Regions from separate parts of the Homo sapiens genome. Here region 2 is linked to region 1. Evidence: chromatin contacts called from ENCODE Hi-C data. All regions are on one chromosome and are shown on one strand. Each heading gives the region's core, a stretch centred on a gene start or an enhancer-like site at or near the end of the contact. The rest is flanking DNA. Distances are from core to core; before and after follow the strand shown. Region 1 holds the start of PWP1 (PWP1 homolog, endonuclein). Region 2 holds the start of PLBD2 (phospholipase B domain containing 2).

What was found. Hi-C counts contacts between places; a loop is a spot of excess contacts on that map. Pooled maps may share reads with other maps.
Region 2: a loop to region 1 is called in a pooled map, with 17 times the contacts of the local background. The contact joins the promoter of PLBD2 here to the promoter of PWP1 in region 1. A Hi-C loop is called at or near these places in 2 of 50 pooled maps.

The regions. Positions count from the first base shown.
Region 1 is chr12:107,681,444-107,687,048 of GRCh38, forward strand. It overlaps PWP1 (PWP1 homolog, endonuclein), which reads left to right and starts at 4,356. Exons shown (of 15, transcript NM_007062.3): 1 at 4,356-4,528. The coding sequence starts at 4,457. RefSeq lists a silencer at 1,478-1,735 and enhancers at 4,165-4,424, 4,645-4,694.
Region 2 is chr12:113,355,618-113,361,328 of GRCh38, forward strand. PLBD2 (phospholipase B domain containing 2) reads left to right here and starts at 2,970. Exons shown (of 12, transcript NM_173542.4): 1 at 2,970-3,273. The coding sequence starts at 2,984. It overlaps LOC105369989 (a long non-coding RNA gene), which reads right to left and starts at 3,893. Exons shown (of 3, transcript XR_945346.3): 1 at 3,713-3,893. RefSeq lists silencers at 2,784-3,283, 3,334-3,393 and an enhancer at 3,729-4,228.

The DNA of each region.
Region 1 (5,605 bases), core at 3,106-5,605:
CAAAGTGCTGGGATTACAGGCGTGAGCCACTGCACCCGGCCAAAGTTTACTTTTTTTATACCAGACCTCATTCTTGTTATTGGACTCTGCAAGAAGGGAGCACCAAACCTGCAACTCAGGGTTTTCTTTTTTTTACTTTTTATTTTTCTTTTTTGAGACAGGATCTCACTCTGTCACCCAGGCTGGAGTGCAGTGATGCAATCATGGCTTACTGCAGCCTCAACCTCCTGGTCTCAAACAATCCTCCCACCTCAGCCTCCCAAGTAGCTGGTGTTATGGGATCTTTGAGGTGTCGATTTTCTGGCCAGAAACCTCTGTGGCAGGTGGCACCTTTGCCCGAGTTCTTGTCCTGAGTCCAGGACGAATGGGGAACACAGACAAGTGAAGGGTGAACAAGCTGAAGATAAACTTTATTAAGTGTTAGAACAGCTCAGAGAAGACCCACAGTGGGTAGCTCCTCTCTGTAGGTAGGTCGGCCAATCGAGTGTTCAGCTGTCAGCAGACAGGAGGCCCTAGAGAGGGTGGCTCCTCTCTGCTGGCAAGTCGTAGTATCATCTCCAGCTATCAGCAGAGGAGAGCTGCTCTCTGCAGCTGATCCTCCCATAGTCTCAACATCCTCTGCGTCCTCTGCCCTGCTCTGGCCATCCTCTCTCGTGCTCTGGCTGAGACCGGGCTTTTATGGACCTCAGAGGGGAGGAAGTACATGCCGATTGGTCCATGGGTGGCCATTGGCAGCCCAGAAGAGGTACCACGAGTCCCTACTCCCAACCTCGGAACTGGGAGCTGGCCCCCAGCTTTCAGGCCCTCCCTGGTCTGAAGGTCAGGCCTTACTGGGGAACCGCAGCCCAGGAATCTATTTGCCTCCTGATGCCATTCATGGCCCTGGCGCTCATCCCCAAGCCCGCTCCAAGATCTGAGCAGGTTCCAAGAGAGGAGAGAAGTCAGGCAGCAGAAGCAGACAGCCCTGAGTGACAGAGTTGTGGGGGCCCTTCCCGGGCCCCTGAGGGCACAGGCTATATAGATGGCCCAGTCCTGCACCTGAGAGGGCAGCCACAGCTGCACCCTGGGAGTTCCCACCCCGCCAACTTGGGAGGGGCAGGGATCCCACTTGTCCCCAGCTCCTGCCTGCTCTGCGGAGCAGGAGGCCCAGGTCTGCAGCCACTGGTCGGGCGGCTGCAGCTGCACCTGGGAGGGCAGATCCTGCCTGCTCCCGCCACTCCCACCAAGAGCACAGGGAGCCCCAGATCCACAGCTGCAGTTTGGGTGGCTGCTGCCTGCTCTGTAAAGCAGGAGGCCTGGGTCTGCAGCTGCAGTTTGGGTGACTGCAGCAGTACCCCGGGAGCTCCTGCCCCAACTCAGAAGGGGCAGGGCTCCCACTGGCTCCATGGAGCATGCAGCCCCAGCTGTGCCTCCTTGCTGTAGCTGGCATGATGGCAGCAGCTGCTGCCATCACTGGGACCACAGGTGCATACCACCATGCCCAGCTAATTTTTTTATTTGTAGAGACAAGATTTTGCTGTTTTCCAGGTCGGCCTCAAACTCCTGGGCTCAAGTGATCCTCCTGCCTTGGCCTCCCAAAGTGCTGGCCTCTCAAAGGAGGGCAAAGTGGATTTAGGCCGAGCCACGGAGCCCACCCTAAATCTGTCTCTTTTTAAAAATGGCAAATTTTGTGTTATGTATATTTTACTATAATAAAAATTATGGAAGGATTTTTTCTTTTAAAGTTAGTGGTTAGAAACAATCTTTTACTAAGCTCACAAATTCTGGGGGTCAGAAATTTGGGCAGGGCACAGTGGGGATGTCTTGTCTCTGTTCCATGATGGCTGGGTCTCAGCTGAGCAAGCTCAAACGCTGGGAGTGAATCAATGTCTGGGAGCTGGATTCACCTAAAGGCACTTTCATTTACAGGTCTGGGTTAACTCAAAAACTACAACTGTCTACTGGAGTACCACATGTGGTCTCTCCATGTGGTTTGGTTTCCTAACAGCATAGTGGACTCAGGGTAGCTGATATGGTTTGGGATCTGTGTCCTTACCCAAATCTCACCTTGAATTGTCATAATCCCCATGTGTTATAGGAGGGACCCAGTGAGAGGTAATTGAATCATACGGGCGGCGTTTTCCTGTGCTTTTCTCATGATAATAAGTCTCATGAGATCTGATGGTTTTATTAATTAATTAATTTATTTTTATTTATTTTTATTTTTTGAGACAGAGTCTTGATCTGTTGCCCGGGCTGGAGTGCAGCAGTGCGATTTCGGCTTACTGCAACCTCCGCCTCCTGGGTTCAGGTGATTCTCCTGCCTCAGCCTCCCAAGTAGCTGAGACTACAGGTATGCACCACCATGCCCGGCTAAGTTTTATATTTTTAGTAGAGACGGGGTTTCACTACGTTGGCCAGGCTTGTCTAGAACTCCTGACCTTGTAATCCAACTGCCTCGGCCTCCCAAAGTGCTGGGATTACAGGCATGAGCCACTGCACCCAGCTGAGATCTGATAGTTTTATAAAGGGGAGTTCCCCTGCACATGCTCTCTTCTTGCCTGCTGCCATGTAAGACATGCCTTTCTTCTCTTTTGCCTTCTGCAGTGATTGTGAGGCTTCCCCAGCCAACTGAAACTGTGAGTCCATTAAACCTCTTTTTCTTTATAAATTATCATGTCTTGGGTATGTCTTTATTAGCAGTGTGAGAACAGACTACCACAGTAGCCAAACTTTATATGGTGGCTCAGGGCTCCAAACATTAGTGTTCTACTGGTGGGCAGTGGGGGAGTGGGTGGGGGGTGTGGAAGTGGAGAAGTGGGTGTGGTGGTGGGGAAGCAAAACCTGCATCCTATTTATGACTTAACCTTGGAAACATCATTTCTGTCATACTTTATTGGCCAAAGCAGACCTACAACTACCCAGATTCAAGTTGGTGGGGGCGGGGGGGGGTGCTTTGATGGAGGAATATCAAGATCACGTTGCAGACAAACATGTGTGAAGGACTCTATTGTTGCAGCCATCCTTGAAAAATATTATCTGCCATATGGTCTTTCTAAAATGGGTTAAAAGCAAAGAAACCACAGAAGAATCATCTTACAGAAACAGAGCAGGGGGAGAAGTCTTAATGGACAAATAATCTGCCTACACAAACAATGAGCAATTTACTTCTGGGAGGATCTCTCCTCAGGCAGGGAGATTGCCAAGCGCATTAGGCTGAGTAGAGTTGGTGACAGAACTCATAGTTGTATCAGCTCCTCTGTGTGTGATCTGAGTAGGAAAGTATTTGACTACTGGGGACTCTAGCTTCATCTTTAAAACAAAGTGTTGTGAGAACCAAGTAAAATACTGTATAGAAAGATAAATGTGTTGCAAAAAGGTCCCCGAATAGAGCCCACAGGTGGACACCCCCCGTTTGACAATGCCACTGGGAAAGACCATGTGTACTGCCAGTTTATCCTTGCCACTGTTTCCCCATAGCAGCCACCTTCCTGTTTCTTTTGCTTGCCTCTCTCAGAGGTAGATGCATTGAGGGTAAATGACCAGGACAGGGCCACACAGCCAAGAGATCAAAACCCAGATTTTTCTGGGATGCTAGTTTGAGATTTTCCATTCTACAAACGTCCAGCCACTCACGAGTTCTAACAGATGACTGATCTTAGCTGAGAAGCATGACATAGATACAAGGGAGTCACACTGCCCGGGTTCATATCCCAGCTGCACCGCTTACTAGCAGTGTGACCTTTGGAAGGATCGCTGTTTTCCCAGGTGTAAAACGGAAATAAGACCTCCCACAAAGGGGTAAGTAATCACGTGATACGGCACTCAAAACAGCGCCTTCAACATAAGTAAGCCCTTTGTGTTTGCCAAGACTAAATCACTACTGCATAGTTAGTATATAATTGGTGCTAAATGTTTTTTTCTCACTTTTTTTTTTGGTGCTAAATGTTTTAAGGTGAGAAAGTAACATTTAGGGATGTAATGAGATGTAATGGTGGGATCTCCGTGAAACGACAAATTCATTTTGGAGAAAGCTTTTTAAAAAACGCAAACCACAAACCTCTGCCATTTGTCAGCTTGAAGTCTACGGAACTGCAAGCAAAATAAAGATTGGTGAAACTTTGCTTCTGACTGACCCCTACAGTCCCAAATATTTTCTTGGCCTTTACAAAGCCCGCAGGCATCGTCACATGCAGTCCTGAAAAGCCTTTTCTCTATACTTCACACAGCCCAGACCAGCCCACGTGGATTCCTCGCCCGGCTGCTTCCGCTTCCATTTTGTCCCCTCCTATTTCTCATTCGGCGCCTCAGAATGACGTCTGAAATGAGCGCCGACGCTGCCCAAACAGGAGCCTGCGCATGCGCTCTGCCCTGGCAGCGGCCCTGTGCAGATCCCTGAGCGTGTGGCAGCAGTGCGGTCGTGGTCCCTCCCTATGCAGCCTGGTTTCTAGCGTGACACGCCCTTGACTTGAGGACCATGAACCGCAGCCGCCAGGTGACGTGCGTGGCCTGGGTCCGCTGCGGCGTGGCCAAAGAGACACCAGACAAGGTGAGGCCTGGTCGCTGGGAGACAAGGGGAGCAGCGTCTTTACGGCACTGGGGGTCCGCCCAGCTGGGGGAACGTGGACCCGGAACTCGGGGCGTTGGCTGGTGCGACTGGCTGGGGTGAGGGCGGCTTTGCCCGGATTGTCGCGACTAGAGCTGCAGTTCAGAAGGTCTGGTTCGCCTGAGCCTGGAGAGTCAAGGGCCGCGCCTTCTCACTGTTCCCACCCTCAAGCCCAACCCCACTCCCAAATTCGCACGCACATGGACTTAGCGGGCCGGAAAGGGGTGGGCTGCTGTTTTTGGTGGGTAATACCCCAAAAGGCTTTTTGACAACACCACTAGCTTCACTAGCACCCAAGTGCATTTTCAAGCATAACTGGGAAGAGAGCATGAAAACTCCACTTTCCACTCTTGTGCTCCGTGTCTGAAGGAGTGAGGATGAATGTGGTGTAGAAAAACTGGTGTGGAGGCTAAGATGTCGTGAGGCTGGGAGATGAATAGGGAATTTCTTGCAGTAATCCAAGTGAGATGTTGATGGTAGCAGGGAGGATGAGAGGTAAATGTCTAACACATGAAAAACCTACAAGAGTTGGAGACTGAGACTGTAGCAGAGGTGACGATTACTTAAGTAATTTCCTCATTGGATACTAAGTGCTTTCTGTAGGCCAGGCATTGTTCAGGGTCCTGGGATAGGCATGAACAAAATAGAAAAAGTCCCGCCGGGCGCGGTGGCTCACGCCTGTAATCCCAGCACTTTGGGAGGCCAAGGCGGGCGGATCACGAGGTCAGGAGATCGAGAGCATCCTGGCTAACACGGTGAAACCCCGTCTCTACTAAAAATACAAAAAATTAGCCGGGTGTGGTGGTGGATGCCTGTAGTCCCAGCTACTCGGGAGGCTGAGGCAGGAGAATGGCGTGAACCCGGGAGGCGGAGCTTGCAGTGAGCCGAGATCGCACAGCTGCACTCCAGCCTGGGCGGGCAACAGAGTGAGACTCCGTCTCAAAAAAAAAAAAAAAAAAAAAAAAAAAAAAATAGAAAAAGACCCTGCCTTTATGGAGTCGACATGTGCACATATAGTAT
Region 2 (5,711 bases), core at 1,720-4,219, 5.7 Mb after region 1:
GGTGAGAGAATCACTTGAGCCTGAAAGATTGAGGCTACAGTGAGCTATGATTGCACCACTGCATCCCAGCCTGGACGACAAAGTGAGACCCTGTCTCAAACCCAAGAAAACAAAAATCAAAAAACTAAATTACAGACCTTATTTCAGCAGTCTTTACATGCACTCTATTTTCACTGTATATTTCTTACTTCTTCTCCTTCTCCTTCTTCTGGACAGAGTCTCACTCTGTCGCCCAGGCTGGAATGCAGTGGCATGATCTCGGTTCACTGCAACCTCCACCTCCCAGGTTCAAGCGAATTTCCTGCCTCAGCCTCCCCAGCAGCTGGGACCACAGGCACATGCCACCACCCGGCTAATTATTTTGTATTTTTAGTAGAGATGGGGTTTCACAATGTTGGTCAGGCTGGTCTTGAACCCCTGACCTCACGTGATCTGCCTGCCTCGGCTTCCCAAAGTGCTGGGATTACAGACATGAGCCACTGCACCTGGCCTCTTCTTTTTTGAATGGTTAAGTATAGAGTTTGTTTTCACCCGAAGATTGAGGTTGGGCACTTAGGAGCATCGCTTCATGTTACCCTGAATGTACCATTCAGGGTATACGCTCTCTCACCATATATTTCTCTGAATGTTTATTTTCAGTGTAGCTTTAATTTGCATTTCTCCTATAGTGAATGAAGCAAGCATTTTTCATAAATATAATGGTCACTTCTACATCTTTGTTCATGAATTATTTGCTGATGCTTTTTGCCCATGTTTTCTGTCTGGTTTTCACATTTTCCTTCTCAAACCTTTTCTTTCTTTCTTTCTTTCTTTCTTTCTTTCTTTCTTTCTTTCTTTCTTCCTTCCTTCCTTCCTTCCTTCCTTCCTTCCTTCCTTTCTTCCTTCCCTTCCTTCCCTTTCCCTCCCTCCCTCCCTTCCTTCCTTCCTTTTCTCTCTCTTTCTCTCTCTCTCTCTCTCTTTCCTTTTTGACAACTTCTTGCTCTGTTGCCCAGGCTGTAGTGCAACTCACTGTAGCCTCGACTTCCTAGGCTCAAGCAATCCTCCCCCCTCGGCCTCCCAGTAGCTGGGACTGAGGCAGAAATTAAAATAATAATAATAATAAGTACTACATATATTCACTCCAAGAGAAGTAAGAGCTAAGGCCCAGAATGTGGCAAGGCAAGGGTTAAAAAAGAAGAAGAACAAGTTTTCCTCTGCTTAGCAGCTCACTTCAAGGACAGTTATAAGATAACGCTGTCCGAAAAGCCAAGGCCAGAGGACTGGGCTCCAGACCCCGCCCTCCACCCCACCGCCCGCCTCCAGAGCAAGGTTGAAGGAAAAAAAAGAGAGAAAGACAAATTATTTTATTGCTATTCCTTTCCTTGGTCTCTTAAGCATGACTATGTTTTACAAACCTCTCTATTTAGCCAGTTCTTGTTTTACTTTTGATGCAGCTACAAGGCCACCAGCTATGCAAGGCCACAAGTTATGCACTATATGATTAACTACTTTTGTTTTACCTTTCTAAGCTTGCTTATAAAAACCCCACAATATCTTTGTTCTAGGCTCAGCTTTTTGGATGTGAATCCACTGAGCCAGTGCGTACGTTGAAATAAACATCCTCCTGTTCTCTCATATTGGTCTCTCCGTTCCTCAGTTTCCCACAACAGGACTACAGGTGTGCACCACCAAGCTCAGCTAATTTTTATATTTTATAGAGACAGAGTCTTGCCAGGTTTCCTAGGCTGGTCTCAAACTCCTGGGCTCAAGCATTCCTCCCACCTTGGCCACCCAAAGTGCTGTGATTACAGGCATGAACCACTCACCTGGCCTTCCCTCTCAAATTTTAAGAGTTCCTGATATATTATATGATATATGTTGAGATATATATACATATATATATGTAATGTATATATATGATATATGTTGCAAATAGTTTCTCCTGGTCTGTCAGATGTCTTTTGACTTTGCTTATTGAGTTTTTTGACATGAAAAAGTTAAAAAATTTATACAGTCAAATGCATTAATCTTTTATTGCATCTAGGTTTTTTTTTTTTTTTTTTTCTTTTGAGACAAGGTCTCATTCTGGTTGCTCAGGCTGGAGTGCAGTGGTGCAATCTCGACTCTCTGCAGCCTCGACCTTCCGGGCTCAGGTGATTTTCCTACCTCAGTCTCCCGAGTAGCTGGGACTATAGGCGCGCCTCACTGCGTCCGGCTACTTTTTTGTATTTTTAGTAGAGACGGGGGTTTCACCATGTTGCCCAGGCTGGTCTTGAACTCCTGAACTCGCCCGCCCTGGCCTCCTGGAGTGTTGGGATTACAGGCGTGAGCCACCGCGCCCGACGGCATCTAGGTTTTGAGTAGTAGTTAGACAGCTTTTTCCCACACACATGTAAAAAGGGTATTTGAGGGACAATGGGAAAAGTTGGAATAAAGACTGCATTAGATAACTGTATTAAATAAATGGCAAATACCATTAAATAAATCTGGCCGGGCGCGGTGGCTCACCCCTGTAATCCCAGCACTTTGGGAGGCTGAGGCAGGCGGATCACCTGAGGTCAGGAGTTCAAGACCAGCCTGGCCAACATGGCGAAACCCCGTCTGTACTGAAATTACATAAATCAGCTGGGCGTGGTGGTGCGCGCCTGTAATCCCACCTACTCAGGAGGATGAGGCAGGAGAATCGCTTGAACCCGGGAGGCGGAGGTGGCAATGAGCCGAGATCGCGTCACTGCACTCCAGTCTGGGCGACATATGGAGGTTTTGTCTTGTCTCAAAAAAAAAAAAAAAAAAAAACTTGGGGAAGTGTGCTAAACCGGGTTTGCGTAGGTGGAAGGGGCGGCCGGGCTCTTTAAGGTGGGTCCCGCCCCGTAGGCCTCCCCTCGCGCCAGCCCCTCCCATCCCGGAAAGGCTCAGCCCAAGCCCGGCCCCGCCCGCCCTCGGCCCCGCCCATGGCAGAGCGCAGTCACGTGACCCGGGCTGCGGGGCGCAGCATTGTGCGGTCATGGTGGGCCAGATGTACTGCTACCCCGGCAGCCACCTGGCCCGGGCGCTGACGCGGGCGCTGGCGCTGGCCCTGGTGCTGGCCCTGCTGGTCGGGCCGTTCCTGAGCGGCCTGGCGGGGGCGATCCCAGCGCCGGGGGGCCGCTGGGCGCGCGATGGGCAGGTCCCTCCAGCCTCCCGCAGCCGCTCGGTGCTCCTGGACGTCTCGGCGGGCCAGCTGCTTATGGTGGACGGACGCCACCCTGACGCCGTGGCCTGGGCCAACCTCACCAACGCCATCCGCGAGACTGGGTAAGGGTTGGCTTATCCCCACGCGGGGCCATCGGGGGAGGGGGATGCGTGGGCGCCGGACCTCGCCTGTTCCCGGGACCGGCCTCTTGCCGGGTGGGAACGCCCGTTTCTCTGGGGGTCAGCTACTCCCGAGGCTGCAGCACCGCCCTGCGGGCCAAGTACCCTGTTTGGGAGCTGGCTACTGCGGCATCCCTCACCTCATGGGGCCAGTCCCTTGCCTTCAGCCAGTGGTGACAGTACTTCTGTCCCCAAGAAGCCAGTTCCCTACCACCGAGGCCGCAGTGCCTGCATCTGGATCAGGTCCATGGCTGGTGGGTAAATTCTATCCTCACGGGGACCTGCTCCCTTCCCTAGACTTTGCCTCCTCACCCCATGGAGGCCAGCCCCCTGTCCCCAGGCCTGAGGGGTGATGAGAACTCAGCAGGAGACTAATTCTTACCTGCTTGGCTGTGGCTTGCTCGTGGGTGCCAGCACCCTGCCTCCCTTCCAGTGCCAGGTCAGCAGGACTGAACCTGGGTTCCAGGCTAGTCCAAAAGCAGAGGGTCCCTAAAGTCACATAGACCCATTTAGTATCCTGCTAGGGCTCTGCTCCTCCCTTGTCTTCTGTGTCCTGGTCCAAGGGGAAGTCCTTGGCTGGATGCCGTGTTTGGCAGCCATGCTCACCATCTTTATTGCTGGAACCCAGGCTGTCATTCTGATGTGTGAGTCTCACCTAACTCCTCCGCCTGTCTGGGCTCCCGTTTCCCCATCTGTGGCCCAGATTTTGAGGATGTGCTCTAGTTGGGTGGTCATGTGCTGCAAGTTCTGTACAAGGGCTTGTGCCCATTCATTTATTCATTACCCTGATGGTTGGCCTTAGGGACACAGCTGAGCAGCTGTCTCTACTCAGTGGGAAACACAGACAGCGATAGAAGAGAAATCAGAGTCAGTGGGAGTGGGAAGGATCAGCTTCAAAGCCTTGTCAGCAGGGCCCAGACGCTGGATCAGGCTGTGCTGGGGGATCCTAGGGAACCCGGGGTGCATCCGTCATATCCTAGTGTCCAGATGATGCTAGGGAACCCTAGCACTAGGATGTGCCCAGGATGTGGTCTGTGCTCAGACCACACTGCCCCCTGCAGCAGAAAGGGCCTCCTCCCACTTTAGCCCCTATCCATTTTACTGGCATCCATTGGCTTCTGCAGGTGTTAGGGAGACACAGGATGCCGAGGACACCCCCATTCTGGTGGCACTTGGGGGGTACATCAAGTAGACGTGAGATTTGGGGGAGATATTTGCACAGACACAGGGGCACTGGTTGGGGTAAATCTGGGAAGGCTCCCAGAGAGAGGAGGCCACAGAGTGAGCTGGCATCTGTGGAGGGAACTGAAGCTTTGTGGCTGGCCTCGGGGGCTGCCGGGACTCTTGGATCTGGTGACCCGTTCTTTGCTGACTCACTCATGTTTTTGGCCCTGCATAGCAGAATCAAGAGGACATGACAGAACTGTTCAGGCGAGGAGGGGCAGGAGCGAGGCCCAGCATGGGGAGGGGGCTTTGGCCTCTGGAGGCCCCTCCTGGGCTGTGTTGCTCTTGACTATGGTAAACATGGAAGTGGAGAGAAGGCTTCCTTGATTGTGCTGGATGGAAAGTTCTTCCAGGCTCAGCCCCTCTGCTGTGTGACCTTGGGCAAATCCCTTCACCTCTCTGAGCATGTTCCCTCATATCAAGGTAGGACCAAAAGGGTCATGGAAATTCACTGGGGTCACAGAAAGCACTGTTTATTTATTTTTATTTGTATTTTATTTTTTGAGACACAGTTTCACTCCGTTGCCCAGCTGGAGTGCAGGGGCACGATATTGGCTCACTGCAACCTCCCCACCCTGGGTTCAAGCGATTCTCGTGTCTCAGCCTCCCAAGTAGCTGGAATTACAGGTGTGTGCCACCATGCCCGGCTAATTTTTGTATTATTAGTAGAGATGGGGTTTCACCATGTTGGCCAGGCTGGTCTCAAACTCCTGACTTCAGGTGATCTGCCCATCTTGGACTTTCTGGCTTGTTTTCGGCACCCTCTCTCATCCCCTCCTCTTACGCTCACATGCCCCTTTCCCTTTGAGTTTGCCAGCCCTTGAGGCTCTGATGCAGGGAAAACCATAAAGCGAGCCCCATTTTATAGGCAGGAAACTGAGGTCCTCAGAGACAGCTGCTTGAGGACTCAGGGTCAGATGAAAGAAAGCCATAGGGGGTGTCCTGGCTCCTGATCAGCAGAATCTCTGATCTGTGGGGGACTCTGTGTCTTATTTCGGAGGGTGGGGGCAGGGATTTGATGCCTCTGTTCACTCAGAATTAGGATCCTCCTCCTTCCTGGTGAAATCCCCAGATTTTGCCACTGGGGATCCTGGGATTATCAGGATAAATTCTCCCTACACCATAATCCTTCGTCTTTTTTATTTTTTAAAAAAGGT